Linked DNA regions of Mus musculus: region 1 is linked to region 2. A link is a loop called in an ENCODE intact Hi-C map of the cell type or tissue named here. Cell type or tissue: heart. All regions are shown on one strand. Region 1 overlaps Zfp704 (zinc finger protein 704). Region 2 overlaps Zfp704 (zinc finger protein 704).

The links. A loop is a pair of places that touch in the nucleus more often than their neighbours do. Peaks named below come from ENCODE experiments on the same cell type or tissue, not always from the same donor. Only the 100,000 strongest peaks of a DNase experiment are listed, where the experiment ranks them.
Region 1: a loop joins it to region 2, with 1.9 times the contacts of the local background. A loop is called at or near these places in 3 of 42 quality-filtered maps.

The regions. Positions count from the first base shown.
Region 1 is chr3:9,571,865-9,575,864 of GRCm38, reverse strand. All of the region lies in intron 1 of Zfp704 (zinc finger protein 704), which reads left to right. Among named protein-coding and RNA genes, the nearest start is that of Zfp704, 36 kb to the left of the region's middle. In heart, no CTCF peak of the experiment used is centred here; a DNase peak (open chromatin) is centred at 2,044; H3K27ac peaks cover 636 bases.
Region 2 is chr3:9,499,208-9,503,207 of GRCm38, reverse strand. All of the region lies in intron 2 of Zfp704 (zinc finger protein 704), which reads left to right. Among named protein-coding and RNA genes, the nearest start is that of C030034L19Rik, 98 kb to the right of the region's middle. In heart, no CTCF peak of the experiment used is centred here; DNase peaks (open chromatin) are centred at 2,297 and 2,927; H3K27ac peaks cover 1,860 bases.

The DNA.
Region 1 (4,000 bases), 73 kb before region 2:
GCTTTCATTATCATTAACTTTATTGATTGCAAATGTTGGAACACATTTGGGGAATGGATGGGTCCGATTTACTGTTAACCCCAGACAGGTGGGCAGAAGAGGCGGGGATCAGACCTGTGACCCAGCTGGTCCTTGTGCATCTGAGCATCGCACACTGGACGGTGGGATCATTACCTCCAGGGCTTTGAAGTTTTTATTATCTTAACTGTGACTCGTTCTGAAATTCTGCCTTAATAATTCCCTAAAGGTTTGTTCTGGACTAACCTGCTGGGACTTGTGGAAAGAAGGTTGAGAATACTGTAGTTTAACAACCAAAAACCTGTACTTTATATAGCTCTTATTTTAAAAAAGGGCTGCAGCCCCAAAGATGAGCCCTCCATAAAATGAAGCTACAGAAGATGGTGGCCATCTGACTCTCATGTGATGCACAGAGCGCACTCTTTCACACTAGGCAGCCTCGGATGTTGCTTTGAGATGGAAGAGTTCTGGGACCTTACACTTGTCAGCTGCATGAACTCGGAATCTGCCTGTTGTGGCCTTTTATAGGTGGGCTTCTGTGTGACACTGCAGTCACCCGGAACCCTGTGTGCTTATCCCGTAGCAACGATGGCCCTGCTTCAGACATTCTTCTAGTTCTAGGATAGCATCCGCCCCTAAAGCTAAGTATACCTACTGTCCTCCGCACAGAGCTAGTGTTCTGACAGCAGCAGCTCAGACCCCAGGCTGCTACCTGTGAAACCACGATAGTCCACAGGACAGAGCGGAATTGGGTATGTAACTGAGAACGGAGGATTGCAATTTTAAACAGGCATCAGGGCTGATATCCCCTGGGGAGATGTAAGGACAGAGGACCAGGAAGCAGCCTGCCGTAAGTTCCAAGTCCACGCAGTTCTGTGGCTTTGTGGTCAGGCTGGTGGCGATGGCACAGTCTGTTGGCCAACTTACCATTACTGTAACAGAGCGCCTCAAGAGAGTCAGGCTCCTTTCTTTAAAACAGCTCTCTTGCTGTGTTATCCAGCTTTGCCTAGAACTCGAGTTTTCCTGCCATAGCCTCCAGGCTGCGAGCTTTCCGGGCTGAGGGAGGAGATTTGCTTCCAGCTGTGGTGATATCATCAGTCCATCCTCTTGTTTGAAACACTGTGGCATGTATGGCAGAGGAGCCTTTTCATATCAGGCAGGAATGGGCAAGAGGCAGCAGGAAACAGACCCAGGGACCAGTTTGACCATCAGAGGCTTGCCTCCAGTGAAGGCCTTTCATGACACCCCATCTCCGCAGCGCCTTTTAGGTATGGGCCTTTGTGTGACCGTATAGCTCCTAACTACAGCAGCGGTGGGGGTGGGGAGATGGAAGGTTGGATAAGTTAGTTTCACAGGACTGAAACTGGGATAGGCGTGGAGGGAGGGAGGTGGTAGCAGCGAGTGCTCTGAGCAAGGAGAACGGTGACAGGGGACAGCATGTGTAACCAGGCAGGACACTGGCTGCAGGACTGAGTGCTGACTGCGGCAGTGATGGGAGGTAACTACATTCTAGACCTGTTCTGAAGGCCAAGTGCATAAGGCTACCACACGAGTGCCTGTGGCTGGTCCATTTAAACAGCACGTTAAGGCAAGCAGAACATCTGTTTAATGTGGCAAAGTCAAATTTGTGCATTCTAGAGTCAAACAGGGTTGGCCTCTAAGACCAATTTCTCCTTTGTCCTTACAGTTGCCTGGGAAAGTGAAACAGATCAAGGTGGCTGAGCTTGAATGGACTTTACTGAATTAATTCATTCTTTCTTTCTTTCTTTCTTTCTTTCTTCCTTTCTTCCTTTCTTCCTTTCTTCCTTTCTTCCTTTCTTCCTTCAAGGCTTTTCTAAAAGGAACTTAAAAAAAAAAAAACCCAAAAAACCAAGTTGTGTGTTTTCACTTACATAATGTTAATAGAAGGCCTGAAACTTAGCCAAGAATTCTGCACTAGAAAGCGGTGTGATAGCTTCCCGTCCTAAGTATGTTGCTGACTAATCTCTGAGAGAGCAAGCCAAGTCATGCTTTGCTGGGTAGTAAACTGTCGGGATAGTAAAGTGAGCCCACGTGATAGGAAACTGGGAACTTGCAACACTAATTAAGGAGAGAGTGGAGTATATGACTCCAGACCAGACCAGGCTTCCGGCCCCACCCCTCAATTTGATTTCTAACCCTGTGGACGCTGGACCAAACCAGACTGGTTGTCATAAGTCAGTTATGCTGTCTCCATGTGCAGCACACAACAGAATTCAGAGGGCCAAACAATTACTTGAAGTAAGAGCTAGTTTGGAAGCAGTTGGTTTTAAAGTGGTTTTTCTGCAGATATTCATTAGAACTGGGTAGATTTGCAATCTGACTTATTTTTCTGTGTATGCAGCATAAAATTAAAAGAATTTAAAGTAAGAGAATAGAGGACTGTTAACTATTTTTAGAAGTAGCTTTTATCCATTCTTTCAAGACTGATAACTTGAGCTGGGAAGATGGCTTAGCGGTTAAAAGCACTGACTGCATTTCTGAAGGTCCTGAGTTCAAATCCCAGCAACCACATGGTGGCTCACAACCACCGATAATGAGAGATCTGACACCCTGCCCTCCTCTTCTGGTGCATCTGAAGTCAGCTACAGTGTACTTACATATAATAAATAAATCTTAAAAAAAAAGACTGATAAGTCTTAGAGTCTTATGTGTTTTCCTCCCCCTCCCTCTCCGCTCCCCCCCCCCCCCCTCGTGTGTATGAGTGTTTTTGCTTGAATGTTGTATGATGAATGTCTGGAGCCTGTGAAGAACAGAAGGAGGAAGTGGAGTTAAAGACAGTTGTTAACTTCTATGCTGGCATGGGGCTCCAAGCCTGGGTCTACTGCAGGAGCAGTTAAGTGCTCTTAACTGCTGAGCCATCTCCCTGGCCAGGCAGTAATATTTTTAAAACAACAGACTCCACTGTTCCTATTGTTAGTGGAAGCCTTTTGTGACACATTTTTCAATCTTTAGGCTGATAACGGCTGCCACACAGTGTGTGATATATCATCTTTAGATACCAAACATATAAACTGCGTGTGTTAGGAAAGAAAGTTTTAGAAATAAATCCAAATGTATAACCTGTAATTGGAGATAGGCAGAGCTCTCTGTAAGAAGTTTGAAAGAGTCCTTGTGGCGTTCTGGAGCAAGATGAGGACCTAAAGGCTTGCTAGGGGACCCACTCAGGTGCCTTCATTGCCTGGTCTCAGCCGTGTTTTCCTTGTGGCCTATCCTGCATGCCATGTATCAGAATTCCTGTAATACATTTTATTATTCAGAAAGCCTCAGAAGGCAACTAGCTTTCTTCAAATTATTCCTGGAAATCACTTGCTCTCGAGCCAGCGCCTCCCATCTGACTGGGTGGGTGAGTAATATCACTTCAAGGCAGTGTTGACACACACTTCTTGCCTTCTCAGTTCTATAAATTTCGGGGGAACGTGTCTCAGAATGGGTGGGTCAAGGACGTGGGCAATGTTGGCAGCGTCCTCCTTGGTGACTCGTGTGGGTATCATTGCTCCAGAATCCAGGTGTTTTTTTTTTTTTTTTTAAATTAAGGAAGACTGATGTGCCAACCTGAGGACATTATTATAGGCATCTAACACTTAAACAGATGCTGTGAAGTTTTGTTTAAAAAGTTGCGATTTCTCCAAATGCATTCTATTATACATGTGCTGATTATTTTCTTTAGAACAACAGAAGCTGCTCATTGGAGTAAAGAGCCTGAGTTTTATTTGTCAGTTGGTAATTGGTAATTGGCAGTATTTTCATAGAACTGAAGCTTTGTTCCCTTGCAAGAAATTACCCTGGGTAATATGTGTGATGTGTATGGAGGAACTCAGGAAGGAGGGGCCGGAGGACCAGATAACTAAGGGATGCTAATGGCCAGTGGGCCTCACACTGCCAGTGGGCTCATTATTTGAAGTAATTTATTGTTCCTTTAAGAAGTACATATACATTAATCATGGAAAACTAGTAGAAAAAA
Region 2 (4,000 bases):
GGGCCTTTTAGGCAGTTACTTCTTTGATTTTTGTTTTGTTTTAAGACAAGGTCCCACTATGTATTCTGTTCTGATATGGAACTCAAAGAGATCCACCTGCCTCTGACTCCCAATAGTGGAGTTAAAACTGTATACCACCATGCTCAGCTTGGTTGATTCTGTCTGTAAGCTAGGGTAATTGGTAACTACATTTATCCTGTCAAATGGTTGCAGCGTACAGCATCCCTGGCTCATAGTCAGCCTTAGGAACTGTGCTCTCACCCTTACGCACCCATTCTCCCTGGCACGGGGAGACACACCAGGCGCAAAGTGTTCTCACTTTCATGATCAGATGGCTCTTTTTTGTATTTTATTTGTGAGACAGGATCTTCTTACTCTATAGCCAAGATGGCCTCCAATTTGAAGCAATGCTCCTGCCTCAAGCTCCTCCAATGTTGGAATAACTGACAAATGCCACTATATCTAGCTTCATTCCTGTTATTTGGGTTGTCAATAAACAGAGCCATGTGGCCCACAGAAGACTGTGATATACTGGTCCACAGCTGTGAGCTGTCAGCAAGGGAGACTGGCTTTGTGCTAGTGTCCCGTCTGTAAGGTATGGGCAGGTATGGAAAGGCCCGCGCTACAGTGTCCCGTCTGTAAGATATGGGCAGGTATGGAAAGACCCGTGCTACAGTGTCCCGTCTGTAAGGTATGGGCAGGTATGGAAAGGCCCGTGCTACAGTGTCCCGTCTGTAAGGTATGGGCAGGTATGGAAAGACCCGTGCTACAGTGTCCTGTCTGTAAGGTATGGGCAGTTATGGAAAGGCCCGTGCTACAGTGTCCCGTCTGTAAGGTATGGGCAGGTATGGAAAGGCCCGTGCTACAGTGTCCCGTCTGTAAGGTATGGGCAGGTATGGAAAGACCCGTGCTACAGTGTCCTGTCTGTAAGGTATGGGCAGTTATGGAAAGGCCCGTGCTACAGTGTCCCGTCTGTAAGGTATGGGCAGGTATGGAAAGGCCCGTGCTACAGTGTCCCGTCTGTAAGGTATGGGCAGGTATGGAAAGACCCGTGCTACAGTGTCCCGTCTGTAAGGTATGGGCAGTTATGGAAAGACCCGTGCTACAGTGTCCCGTCTGTAAGGTATGGGCAGGTATGGAAAGACCCGTGCTACAGTGTCCTGTCTGTAAGGTATGGGCAGTTATGGAAAGGCCCGTGCTACAGTGTCCCGTCTGTAAGGTATGGGCAGGTATGGAAAGGCCCGTGCTACAGTGTCCCGTCTGTAAGGTATGGGCAGGTATGGAAAGACCCGTGCTACAGTGTCCCGTCTGTAAGGTATGGGCAGTTATGGAAAGACCCGTGCTACAGTGTCCCGTCTGTAAGGTATGGGCAGGTATGGAAAGACCCGTGCTACAGTGTCCTGTCTGTAAGGTATGGGCAGGTATGGAAAGGCCCGTGCTACAGTGTCCCGTCTGTAAGGTATGGGCAGGTATGGAAAGGCCCGTGCTACAGTGTCCCGTCTGTAAGGTATGGGCAGGTATGGAAAGGCCCGTGCTACAGTGTCCCATCTGTAAGGTATGGGCAGGTATGGAAAGGCCCGTGCTACAGTGTCCCGTCTGTAAGGTATGGGCAGTTATGGAAAGGCCCGTGCTACAGTGTCCCGTCTGTAAGGTATGGGCAGTTATGGAAAGGCCCGTGCTACAGTGTCCCGTCTGTAAGGTATGGACAGGTATGGAAAGGCCCGTTCTCCTTCTTTGCCTAAGCAAAGGATTAAGTTAGATAATAGATGTTTAGCATTTCGCACAGCTCCCAGCTTAAAGCAAATGCTACATGAGCGCCATGGACGACTTCCGTCCCCAGAACACTAGAAACTGGGAACACTAAAGAGGTGGAGGCAGGAGGATTTCAAGGTCATCTGCTGCCACATAGAAAGTTTGAAGCCGGCATTGGGTTCACAGAGACCCCTGTCCCCACACAGAGGAGATGTACGTAAATAATGATCAGTACTGGTTCTTGATACTATGGTGTGGTAATGTTTTATACTCTTGGCATAAAAGTCTTTGAAGAACACTGTACTTGGACTTTTTAGCCTGTAAGTACAGCATTTGTGAGTTGCTTACTGATAGGCTGGGAGCTGATAGTAAGGCAGGCGATGTATTATGCATCCCACAGCACACTGAAATAAAATGCCATTTCCTTAGGAACAGCTAGAAATACTGGTGCTAATTTTTCCTGTGCTCAGGAAAAGCAAGCACGCTGTGCGCAGCTGCAGTAGGCTAGAGAGCCCTCCAGAAACATGATGTCATCCTAATCTGTGCCGCCAAGGGATGAGCTCATCCAGGCGGGGCCTCTCGGGGCTGCAGCTGTGCCAGCTCCTGACTTGTGATGCTCCTCTTACAGGCTTGCTCACCCTCCCTCCCCTACCCTCCCCTACACCACCCCTGCCTGCTGTGCCAAAGAGACACTGAAGGATGAATTATTTAAGACCCAAGGTGAACTCCTGCCAAAGATAACCAGGCTTCAGAAAGCACTCAAAAAGGAAAATAGAACTGCATGGGCTTTTTTTTTTAATTAGATATTTTCTTTATTTACATTTCAAATGTTATCCCCTTTCCTAGTTTCCCCTCTGAAAATCCCGTTCCCCCCTCCCCCTTCTCCCCAACCCACCCACTCGGTTCCTGGTCCTGGCATTCCCCTATATTGGGGTATAGAGCCTTCGCAGGACAAAGGGCCACTCACTCCTCTCATTGATGGTCTTATAAAGGAAAGAACTAAGCAGTTTGTAGAACTGTCGTCAGTGAGAGGACAATGGTGTTGGTTCTCTCTGCCTCTGCTTGCTCTAGGAGCAGTCTGTCCCTCTTCTACTTAAATAATGGCTGAATCTGTGACCGAGTTCAGTGCTGGAACTGAGCCCGCACAGACCTGACCCTGAGCCCCATGGCTGTGGCAGTGACAGCCAAGCAGCTTCCTACACTTTTCCCATTGTACACTGCGGTGACCTTGATTTATGCGCCAGTCGTCCTACATGTCAGCAGTGTAGGTCACCATGGGAGCAGGTACTCTATGTGACCATGGAAACTGTCACCTCTGCAGACCTTAGTTTCTCTATCTATAAAGTAGGGTAATGCAGCCAAGCCTAGATCTGGAGGTGACTGAGCAGGAAGTGAAGACTGGGTGGCTGTCACTGAGCATGGTGCCCGGCCCACACCCTGTCCTGAAGCAACCAGTGCTCATTAATCCAATACCCATATTCTCAACTGCTGGGGGCGGGTGGGGGAGGGCATTAAAAGGAGTGTGTAAAGCTGTCATATTGTATATTTCTGAGAAAATTATTTACACATAATGTTGAATGTTTAGGATGGCGTCATATCATTCTGTGGCACACAGGGTCATTCAGAAGCCAGCCTTTCTGATAGAGCTTTCTGGTTCCTCTCCTGACAGTGTCTCCTGTAACAACAGTTCCCCCTCCCCATAAAAAAGTCTGTTTTGTTTTAGATTTCGTGGAAATGTTGAGTAGCCGCAGAGGGAACTCCCACACCTACCGTCCCTCTGCAGCAGCAGCAGCAGCTTCTGGCAGATTTTCATCTGCTTCCCTTTTTTAAGTGCAGTATTTTAAGAGCAGATTCCAGACATTATATCATTGTTCTCATAATACTTGAGTGTGTTCTACCAAAGGAAAAGCAGGCTTAGCCACGGCTGTGATGATCCCCCCTGCACTGGAATAGGTGCCTAGTTTTTGGTTTTTTTGTTTTGTTTTGCTTTCATTTTTATTTCTGTACTTTTCCAAGACAGGGTTTCTCTGTTTAGCCCTGGCTGTCCCAGAGCTCCCTTGTATACCAGGCTGGCCTCAAACTTACAGAAATCCTCCTGTCTTTGCCTCTGCCCTCTGCCCTCCGCACCCCCGAGTGCCGAGATTGAAGGTGTGGACTACCATTGCCTGCTCAGTATTTTCTGTTCTGATGATTCTCTAGCACCGAAATGAATCTACACTGTCACCTTTTATGATAAGCCATTGAAATG